Regions from separate parts of the Homo sapiens genome. Here region 1 is linked to region 2. The links are chromatin contacts, found by Hi-C or POLR2A ChIA-PET in ENCODE. All regions are on one chromosome and are shown on one strand. The core of a region is the stretch at or near the end of the contact, and the rest is flanking DNA. Distances in the headings are between cores, read along the strand shown. Region 1 holds the start of SCCPDH (saccharopine dehydrogenase (putative)). Region 2 holds the start of FLJ39095 (a long non-coding RNA gene).

Region 1 (5,483 bases), core at 25-2,524, 380 kb after region 2:
AGCTCTTTGGTCAGAATTACGTGTTGGTAGTGTCAGCACCAAAAGCTGTAGGAGAGTCCAGCCTACGTGGTGTCTTCTGTACATAACCACGAACAAAAGCACTCCGAGCAGGGCATTGTATGAAAGTAGATTAAACAGAAAGAATGTAGTATTTCCAGAACTCTAATGGGTGTCTGTATAAGGGAAATCTACGGGAGTTAATAGCCAAATTTAAAGGCTACGGAGTCGTAAGTCAGATGTCTCCCCAGCCATGAAGGCAGCAGGATCCGTGTGTCTGTCTCCTCTCTGTCCCATCCTGCACCCCAGACTCGGGACAGGTCTTAGCATGGACAACGTCACTCAATAAATATATGCTCCTTCAATGCTTAGAGAATCAATAAATATATGCTACCTGAATGCTTAGATTATCAATAAATATATGCTACCTGAATGCTTAGATTATCAATAAATACATGCTACCTGAATGCTTAGAGAATACGTAAGCGTCTAAACCAGAAATACACACTTTTTATTCTCTGAAGAGGAAGACTGCTGGAGTATTCTTACACACAAAACAAGAAACTAAAACAGAATAGCCACAAAGACACTGTCAGTACAACTCGTAAGCTTGCTCTCCCGTCCTCAAAACACGAGGCAAAGGGAGACTCCGATCTCCAAGAGACCAAAGCCCTCCTCTCCTCTCCGACCAAACATCTAGAAACCCGCAGATTCAACAGGTGCCCCCGCTGCGGGGCAGGATGAAGCAGAGAGAGGGACAACTCAAGTTCTTGACCATTTCGCCAGGGGAGCTCCCCAAACTGAGGCAGAAATGCAAAAAGCGGGAAAGAGGAGAAGGAAAGAAAAAAAAATGTGTGTGTATATTATACACGCACGCGCACACACACATATAGTTAAGGAGGTGGGACAAAGCTATGGCAGTATTTGAAACATCTCTCCCTCTCCTCTTCTTGTCCTCACGCAGGGCTCGGGGACACGTAGGGCGCATCCCTGCGGGAGAAACGCTCGTTTGGGGCGATGCGGGGTCCCCGGCCCAGCCGCCCGCGCAGCCCCGTCCCGCCCCGCCGCTGTACCCAGCTTCAGGGCCGCCTTCTCCAGCACCCGCTGCAGCTTCTCCCGGGAGCGGCCCGCCACGGCCCAGGGCAGGCGGGAGCTCCGCTCCGGGTCCACCTGCTCCCGGGCCACCTCCTCGGTCACGAACTGGCCGGTGAAGCCAGACGCGCCGAACACCACCAGGTGGAAAGGCCTCTGCTCGGTCGCCATGACGAGTCCACAGCGAGCCCAGGCCCCGGGGCGGGTGGAGTCCACGGCGCCTGCGCCTCAGGCAGCGACCCCAGTACCCGGCGCAGCAACGGCCGCCGTCGCCGCAGCCAGCGCGCCGGGCTCCCTTCACCCCGCGCGCGCCGCCGCGCCAGGGCCGCGCCCACGCCCACGCCGCCTCGCGCGGGAGCCGCGGGTGAGCGGCTTGCTTGGGAGGCTTCCGACGGGAGGTTTCCTAGGGCGGTGGCCCTGGGGGCGAGTCCGCTTCCAAGCCTGGCAGGCGCGGACGGCGGCCCCTAATTCCGTGCGGCGGTTTGTTCTGCAGGGCTCTGGCCGCCCCGGGCAGCGCATCTTCTAGCCCTGCTGGAAGCTGGAGGCGGCAGCCGGTTGTCCTTGTTGCACGTGGGGGTGGAGCAAAGAGTGCGAGAAAATCTGCGGATGGCCTCGGGGATGGCCCACCCCGAGAACCCTTGAGCTTGCTTGCTTTCTTCCTTTCTTTCTTCCCTTTTTTCCCTTTCTTTTCTCTTTTCTGTTTTTGAGATGGAGTCTCACTCTGTCGCCCAGGCTGCAGCGCAGTGGCGCGATCTCGATTTACTGCAACCTTCGCCTCCTGGGTTCAAGCGATTCTGCCTCAGCCTCCCGAGTAGCTGGGATTACAGGGGAGCGCCCCCACGCCCTGCTAATTTTTGTGTTTTTAGTAGAGATGGGTTTTCACCTTGTTGGCCAGGCTGGTCTCGAACTCCTGACCTCAGGTGATCCACCCACCTCGGCCTCCCAAAGGGTCGGGATTACACGCATGAGCCACTGCACCCAGCCCATTCCTGATTTTTAAAAACTCTCATTAAAATAGGAATAAATGAATGCTTTTAAAAATTTTGAAATATATGTCTTGCAAAAAAGGTACAGCCAATAACAAATATGTACCCTCAACACAGCTTAAGAAAAATATTCCAGATAGCGAGGCTTCCAGGTATTCATTCCTGAACACATTTCCTTTTGCGTCCCCAAGACGGCCACTTGCCTGAATTTAGTGTTTATTATTCCTATTCCTATCTTTCTGCTTGTTATATATGTATGTATTTATAAATATTATAGTACCGTTTTGCATATTTTGAATATTTTGTAAATGTCAATCCTGCAGCTTTCTTATTTGGTCATGATGTCGTGAACTTATTCCCAAATGATTCAGAATAAAAAAAAATGTCTGTGATACGTGTGTGGAGAGAGGGAGAGAGAGAGAAATACACCAAATTCTACAATGCTTTTGTACAATGTTGTATAGTGCTTTTGTGCAATATAATACAAAGAATGCTACAATAAAATTCTTGTACCTTTCTCCTAAAGCACCTGTGCGAAAGTGTATTGAATATGTGTCAGGAATGAAAATGGTTGGTGCTAGAATATCCATATTTGAGTTATCTCACTGCTCTTTAAAGCACATGCACTAATTTTCGCTCTCAGCGGGATACAAGAATCCTCTTGCTTTACGTGCTTGTCAGCACTTGGTATTCTCAGACTTCATGCTTGTCCATCTGGTGGGTGTAAAGTAGTAAGCATTCAAGTATTTATTAAACACTTAACTATATACTGGGCACTAGGAATAAAGTACTGGGGATATGGCAACAAATAAAGCCCCTGCCCTCAAGAAGTTTACATTCTAGTGGAGTAAACAGTCACTAAAAAATAATCTTACAGAGCCAGGTACAGTGGCATGCACTTTTAGTCCCAGCTACTTGGGAGGCTGAGGCAGGAGGATTGCTTGAACCTAGGAGTTGGAGGTTATAGTGAGCTACACTCCAGCCTGGGTGACAAAGTGAGATATTGTCTCTAAAAAGAAAATAAAAACAAAAGAAAACAAAAAACCCTAAAAAAACAGAATATATATATATATATATATATATATATATATATATATATATATATTTTGTTTTTTGGGAAGCATGCTTGCTATGGTTTGGATGTTTGGCCCCCCCAAATCACATGTTGAAATGTAATCCCCAGCATTGGAGGTGGGGCCTGGTGGGAGATGTTTGGGTCATGGGGGTGGATCCCTCATGAATGGCTTGGTGCCATCCCCAGGATAATGAGTATGTTCTCTCTGCATAAGTTCATACAAGAGCTGGTAGTTGAAAGAGCACTCATCCTTCTCTCTCTTGGTCTCTCTCTCACCATGTGATACATTGGCTCCATTTCACCTTCTGCCACGATTGGAAGCTTCCTGAGGCCTCACCAGAAGCAGATGCTGGCACTACACTTGATGTACTTCCTGCAGAACCATGAGCCAAAATATAAACTTTTTTCTTTATAAATTAACCAGCCTCAGGCATTCCTTTAAAGCAACGCAAAAATGGACTAACATAATGGTCATTGCAGCATTGCTTTGTAATAACAAAAAGTAGAAATAACTGAAATGTCCTTTATCAGAGGAATTATTAAATAAATTATGGTGTCCTATTCATTCAATAGGAACTGTGCAGCTATAAAGAATGAAGAATGACTATTCAGGTGGTTCTAGGTAAAAAACACACAACAACAACAAAAACAAAAGAATGAAGTAGGCTGGGCACAGTGGCTCACGCCTGTAATCCCAGCAGTTTGGGAAGCCAAGGCAGGAGGATCACTTGAGTCCAGAAGTTTGAGACCAGCCTAGGCAATGTAGCAAGACCCCATTTCTTAAAAAAAAAAAAAAAAAAAAAAAAAATTTTTTTTTTTAATTAGCTGGGTGTGGTGATGTGCATCTGTAGTCCTAGCTACCTGGGAGGCTGAGGTGGGAAGATTGCTTGAGCCCAGGAGTTCGAGGTTACAGTAAATCATGATCACACTACTGCACTGCAGCCTGGGCAACAGAGCAAGGCTATGTTTCTAAAAAAAAAAAAACAAAACAAAACTGTGTATAGTGACACGGAAAATCTTCCAAATTTCCTAACATTACAAGAGTATATTTAAGACAAAACAATGTATGTATATGCACACAAAATGTTAAGAATACATGATAAATCTTTTTTTTATTATACTTTAAGTTTTAGGGTACATGTGCACAACGTGCAGGTTAGTTACATATGTATACATGTGCCATGTTGGTGTGCTGCACCCATTAACTCATCATTTAACATTAGGTATATCTCCTAATGCTATCCCTCCCCCTTCCTCCCACCCCACAACAGGCCCCGGTGTATGATGTTCCCCTTCCTGTGTCCATGTGTTCTCATTGTTCAATTCCCACCTATGAGTGAGAACACGTGGTGTTTGGTTTTTTGTCCTTGTGATAGTTTGCTGAGAATGATGGTTTCCAGTTTCATCCGTGTCCCTACAAAGCACATGAACTCATCATCTTTTTATGGCTGCACAGTATTCCATGGTGTATATATGCCACATTTTCTTAATCCAGTCTAACATTGTTGGACATTTGGCTTGGTTCCAAGAATTGCTATTGTGAATAGTATTGGGGAACCTGCCCCGATATTCACGTAGGTTCTTTTCTATTTTCCCTAAGTGTCGGCCAGCTTGAGAAATAAAGGGACAGAGTACAAAAGAGAGAAATTTTAAAGCCAGGCGTCTGGGGGAGACATCACATGTCAGTAGGTTCTGTGATGCCCCACAAGCCGCAAAAACAAGCAAGTTTTTATTAGGGATTTTCAAAAGGGGAGGGAGTGTGTGAATAGGTGTGGGTCACAGACATCAAGTACTTTACAAGGTAATAGAACATCACAAGGCAAATGGAGGCAGGGCGAGATCACAGGACCACAGGACCGAGGCAAAATTAAAATTGCTAATGAAGTTTCGGGCACCACTGTCATTGATAACATCTTATCAGGAGACAGGGTTTTGAGATCAACTGGTCTGACCAAAATTTATTAGGCGGGAATTTCCTCTTCCTAATAAGCCTTGGAGCCCTATGGGAGACTAGGGTCTATTTCATCCCCTGCAGTCTCAACCATAAAAGACAGGTGCACCTGGGGGGGGGCTGTTTATAGGCCTATACCTCCAGGTGCGTATTCTCTTTCCCAGGGATGTTCCTTGCTGAGAAAAAGAATTCAGTGTTATTTCTCCCATTTGCTTTTGAAAGAAGAGAAATATGGCTCTGTTCTGCCCGGCTCACCGGCACTCAGAATTTAAGGTTATCTCTCTTATTCCCTGAACAATTGCTGTTATCCTGTTGTTTTTTCAAGGTGTCCACATTTCATATTGCTCAAACACACATGCTGTACAATTTGTGCAGTTAATGC
Region 2 (5,490 bases), core at 2,747-5,246:
CAGAGATGTTCATCTGAGCCGTCTGACGAACTGGGGGCGCAGAGACATTCTGAGGTCTTTTCCTCTTCTTGGACTCTGTCTCATGGCACAGCTTAAGATGTCTTGTGGGTACCCAGACAGGAAGCTGATTCTCTCCTGGTGAAATACAAGCAAATCCTCAACCTCAACAAGACCCACTGGGGCCTTTTGTTTGGGCCAGTTTTTTGGCCATTGGTAAAGAGCTATGATCGACACATCTGCTCCTATGTTGACCAGACCCTCAAATTGTTTTCCTTGAATGGTGACCATACAAATAGGTCTATTGTCAGAGACTTGATTTACCCAATAGGCAGCCTTGCCTGCTGAATTTGTGCTTCCAAATCCTCCTATTCTTTTTTCTGAGCTTTCTCCTAACTTAACATACGGCAAAAGCAACAGTTGAGCTATTCTGTCACGTGGATTAGCACTCCAGGGAACAGTGGAGGAGATAACAATTTGAATTTCTCCGTAGCAATCAGAGTCCACTACTCCTGTATGTACTTGAATTCCCTTTAAGTTGGACCTTCCCAGTATAAGTCCCACCGTGCCATTTGGCAGTGGGCCATAAACTCCTTTTGGGACCTTCCTGGACTGCGGCTGGCTTCCCAAAGTGGGGAAGAGGGCTGGTTGAAACCTGCCTCAATCCATTTGGGAACACTCCATTTGGAGTCAGGGATGTCCCGTCCTGAATTGGGAATGCCCCGTTTTGAATTGGGGCCCGGTCCTGAGTTTTGCCTTTTTTGCCTCTTTGTACACTCTCTTTTTGTATGTCCTATCTGTCCACAATTATAGCAAGACCTGGGGAACACTCATGTGTTTTTTGTTACCCTTAGTCCAGCCATTGCCTGAGCAAGGAAGCTGGCCTTATATAAGTGCTCCCCAATGCCATCACAGGCTTTAATGTATTCACTTAAAGCTTTTTCCTCATTTAGATCTGCCTTTCCTTTAATAGGTCTAATTGCTGCCTGACATTCTGTATTAGCATTTTCATCAGCAAGCAGCTGAACGATCACTTTCCTGGCATGAAAATCTGAAATAGCCTTTTGAGCCGCATCTTACAAACGGGCAATAAAATCTGGATAAGGCTCCCTTGGACCCTGTCGAACTGAGTTAAAACACGGATAAGTTGTACCAGGGTTGTGAATTTTTTCCCAGGCTCTTAGGCATATAGTTCTGACCTGATCAACAACCTCATCACCCATTACCATTCTGTTGATTTAGAGTACCCCATGTGATTCCAAGCAATTGATCAGATGTGATATTAACGGGACGTTGGACTTGAGCATTTCTGCATGCCCGATTTGTTGCTTCATCTGTCCACCAGGTTTTAAATTGGAGAAATTCAGAGGGGGACGGAGTGGATTGGGCTAGTGCCTCCCAATCCATAGGTATTAAACGCCTGTTATAAGCCACAGATTGTAACAAGGAATGAACATAAGGAGAATTTGGCCCATATTGTCCAATTGCTTGCTTTAAGTATTTTAATATTTTAAAAGGAAGTGGCTGCCAGCATGCTTGAGCATGTTCTCTGGGCTCCTCAACTGGCGAATTAATTACCAGAAACTGCAAAGCATCCAAATCCCCCATTTCTCATGCCTGGCGAATGGATGACGGGATTGTCCCCGTGCCATAATTTGTATTTGGACCGGCTCGCAGCATTCCTCTACCACAATTAACAGGTGGTAGAGGATCATTCCCTGATCGTAATTGGCTGTTAGGCGAGCCTGAAGCTTCCCTTCGCCATAGTTATTGGTGGGGCCTGCAACAATGGGAGCGGCAAGCCGCGTCTCAGGCTCCAGTTCCAAAAATTTGTAAGGCTGAGCCGGGGGTGGCCATTCCAGACCTTCCCCTAAAGGCGAAGTAGGTGGCACTGTTTCTTTTATAAGTTTTTGGAGATTAGCATATATACCTTCCCGTTTCTCGGCCTTTTTAAAACTAGACTGTGATGGTTGATTTTGCTGATCATTAGACTCCTGATTATTAAAGTTTTCTATGTCATCCTGAAGCTCCTCCTCAGTGTGGAAGGGCTCCAGTGCTGTTTTAATTGCAGGCCACGCAGACCAAGCAAGAAGGGAATATCGTGGCCCTCTTGTTGTGCTCGTTTTAAGTCTGATCCGACCTTGTCCCAGTCTTTTACATTCATGGTTCCATATTCCGGGAACCAAAGAGAATACTTTTTTACCAGATAGAACAAAGATGGGAGATTTTGGGTACTCACAATTACCCCTCCGCGGCGCAGTAACTGCCGGACAAGGCTTCAGTAATTAGCAAACTTACTCTCAGCCTGACCCATAGTTTCCGGAGGTTACCCTGGAATTTTCCGAGCGCCCTACTTACCTGTAGAGCTTGAAGTGAAAACGTACTCGGGCGTCCTTTGTCAGTCATCCTCCACTTTCCACTCTCTGGCATTCCTTCACTGGATTATTTGTAGAGATTACCGGGAGCCCGGCGTTGGGCACCAGAGACCAGCCTGGGCAACTGAGGGAGACCCCATTTCTACGAAAAAAAAAAAAAAAAAATTAGGCAGGCGTGGTGTCCAGTGCCTGTAATCCCAGCTACTCCATGAGAGATTGGACAAAACCTGGGACCAGAGACTGATTTTCTTCTAAAATGCTTTCTCCAAAATATTTTTAAAAGAAAAGGGGGAAATTGGAAAGGAAAATGTTTTGAGCCCCCCAGATCACTAAGCTAAAGGGGAAAGTCAATCTGGGAACTGCTTAGGGCAAACCTGCCTCCCATTCTATTCAGAGTCATCCCCTGCTCACTGAGATGAATGCATATCTTATTGCCTCCTTTGGAAAGGCTAATCAGAAACTCAAAAGAATGCAACCGTTTGTCTCTCACCTACCTGTGACCTGGAAGCCCCCTCCTGGCTTCGAGTTGACCCGCTTTTGCTTCAGGTTGTCCCGGATCAAACCAGTGTTCATCTTACATATGTTGATTGATGTCTCCTGTTTCCCTAAAATGTATAAAGCTGTCAGATACAGTCAGTTTCTCTTCCAAGGTTTGGCATGTTAACTTTCTTGTTTTTTTGTTTTCGAACTCAACTTTCTTGTTCTCCATGCCTCCTTGCCCTTAGTTACTGTAAACAACCTTCCGTCAGTTCTAATCAATAACTCACATCTGTTCCCTTGGTTACCTGCTCTGCACCCATTTCTCCCTTGGAAACCGCAAGTCCCACCATTGTAACTCACATCCCCCTTCCCCCTTCCTTATTTGGGAAAATATTCACAAATAGCCAACCGGGTCAGTTTAGATCGTGCGGTCTGACCCCAGCCCATGCCAGAGGTAGGGACTGCGTTAGGAATAAAAACCCCTGCTTTCCTCTGTTCAGTGTGCTCTTGCGATCGTGATTGATGCGAGCAGCACGCTTCTGCAGAAGTAAATTGCGTTGCTGAGAAAACTTTCGCTTGAGTGCTGGTTTCACTTTGCGGCACCGAGCATTTCTCTCCAACAAAACCAAGCTGTGCTCTGACCACCTTGGGCACATGTCATCAAGGACATCCTGAGGCTGTGTCATGCATATGCATCCCCAACCTTGGCAAAATAAACGTTCTAAATACTCTTACCCCAAATGCTCAGGGAGACTGATTTGAATAATCATAAAACTCCAAGCCTGCACTCCAGCCTGGGAGACAGAGCAAGATTCTGTTTCAAAAAAATAAAATAAAATAAAAAAACTCCGGTCTCCCGCACAGAGGACACTGCGTGAATTACTCTTTCTCTATTGCTATTCCCCTGTCTTGAGAAATCGGCTCTGTCTAGGTAGCGGGCAAGGTGAACTCCCTGGGCAGTTACAGAACTGTCATTATATTGCTTCCAATTTTATATATATATATATATATAAAAGGCACAAATAGCTATAACTTGTATACAGGTTAAATGTGAATGTCCTTCTTGCATGGTCGGATCCCAGCGCAGGAAGGACGCACCGCCTACAAACCGCTAGGCCAAAAGCGGTCATTCTGACCTCATCCAGCCTCACGTGAGATCGCAATCTCCTGTCACTCAGGGCCTGAGGGGCGGGGCCTGAAGCCCCATCCAATCAGGGGCGCTGGGGTGGGGACCGTTCAATCAGGCGCGCCGCCGGAAAGGAGAGGGCGGCTTCCGGGATCTGCCTGGCGGTTGCTTTGTCTCTCCTTCGCCGGAGCCGGCTCTTCCTGTTAGTCTCCGCTGCTAGTTCTTGGCTCTGGGAGGCCCAGGTGGCTCTGCAGCAGCCTCTGCCACCCTGTGACCTGCGAGTATTGGGACATCCCTAGCTGACGCCAGGACACCCGGGAAGCCGAGGAATGGTGAGTGGACTGCGCCTGGCTTCCCGAAGTGGAGAAGAGGGCTGGTTGAAACCTGCTGTGGCGCGACTCGGGCCTCCACGCCATCGGCTCCGGAACCTGCGGACCGAGTCGCCGTGGCGTAGCCGGGGCTCAGTCCTCTTCTGTTCAGGGCCGGGCCGGGCGGGGCGGGCAGCGGAACCCCTGCATCCTGTCTGTACCTGCGGGCGCCACTTCCGCCGGCCGGAGCCCTGTCGGGAACCCCTCGCCTCCCCTATCCAGGTAGTGTGGTGACCACGGGAGGGTGATGCGGGAGAGCCCCGACTCGGTGTCTCGGTGTGCGGGGTTCCAGCATGGGAGGAGCTGTGGTTCATGGGGCTTCCAGTCCCACCTTTCTTCCCCTAAAATTAAGCCGAGGCTTTGTTAAAACGTTAAACCGTGTGTTTGAGCAAACGGCGATTCATAAACCAGGTACCGCAGTCATGGTTTGTGGTTTGGGGTCCACAGAAGGGGCGTAAATGAGAGGCTTTGATAAGGTTAATGAGGAAGCAAACCATATTCTTTTTTTTTTTTTTTTTTTTTTTTTTTGGAGACGGAATCTCGCCCTGTCGCCAGGCTGGAGTGCAATGATGCAGTCTCACTCATTGCAACCTCTGACTCCCGGGTTCAAGCGATTCTCCTGCCTCAGCCTCCCGAGTAGTTGGGATTACAGGCGCCCGCCACCACGCCCAGCTAATTTTTGTATTTTTGGTAGAGACAGGGTTTCGCCATGTTGGCTAGGTTGGTCTCGAACTCCTGACCTTAAGTGATCCGCCCGTCTCGGCCTCCTAAAGCGCTGAGATTACAGGCGTGAGCCACCGCGCTCGGCCAAAATATTTTTCTGTTTACAAACATTTTACATGAGAGGAAAGCGGAGAATAAACCATCTGACACTCTACTGTAAAAAAATCTTTGTGCCTCTCTTCATCTTTCCTAAGTGTGCATATTACCAAAATGTCTTTAGGTTGATGTCCCCCTGTGAAAACTTTACAGGGTGTTGTGTCCTCAGCCCTTGGTCTGCTTGCTCATCTCTCTGCTAATACTGTGCTGTCCTGAATATTTTTGGTTGAAAATCTTAAAAGTATGTTAGGCAAGACATAACTCTTTTTTTAGATGACTGAAAATCATTAGACATTTGTCATTTTTACTAGGTATGAAAAACTAG

Evidence for each region. Hi-C counts contacts between places; a loop is a spot of excess contacts on that map. ChIA-PET counts read pairs that join two places held with the same protein, here RNA polymerase II (POLR2A). Pooled maps may share reads with other maps.
Region 1: a loop to region 2 is called in a pooled map, with 14 times the contacts of the local background. The contact joins the promoter of SCCPDH here to the promoter of FLJ39095 in region 2. A Hi-C loop is called at or near these places in 2 of 37 single-sample maps with no recorded cell type and 7 of 50 pooled maps. POLR2A ChIA-PET finds 5 or more read pairs at or near these places in 2 of 52 experiments (HepG2 and activated naive CD4-positive, alpha-beta T cell).

What each region holds. Positions count from the first base shown.
Region 1 is chr1:246,720,200-246,725,682 of GRCh38, reverse strand. It overlaps SCCPDH (saccharopine dehydrogenase (putative)), which reads right to left and starts at 1,274. Exons shown (of 12, transcript NM_016002.3): 1 at 1,071-1,274. The coding sequence starts at 1,260. RefSeq lists silencers at 921-1,130, 1,231-1,300, 1,341-1,470 and an enhancer at 1,681-1,840.
Region 2 is chr1:247,103,017-247,108,506 of GRCh38, reverse strand. It overlaps FLJ39095 (a long non-coding RNA gene), which reads right to left and starts at 3,996. Exons shown (of 3, transcript NR_147502.1): 1 at 2,867-3,996; 2 at 2,356-2,514; 3 at 1-135. It overlaps ZNF669 (zinc finger protein 669), which reads left to right and starts at 4,151. Exons shown (of 4, transcript NM_001142572.2): 1 at 4,151-4,310. The coding sequence starts at 4,308. RefSeq lists an enhancer at 3,906-4,200.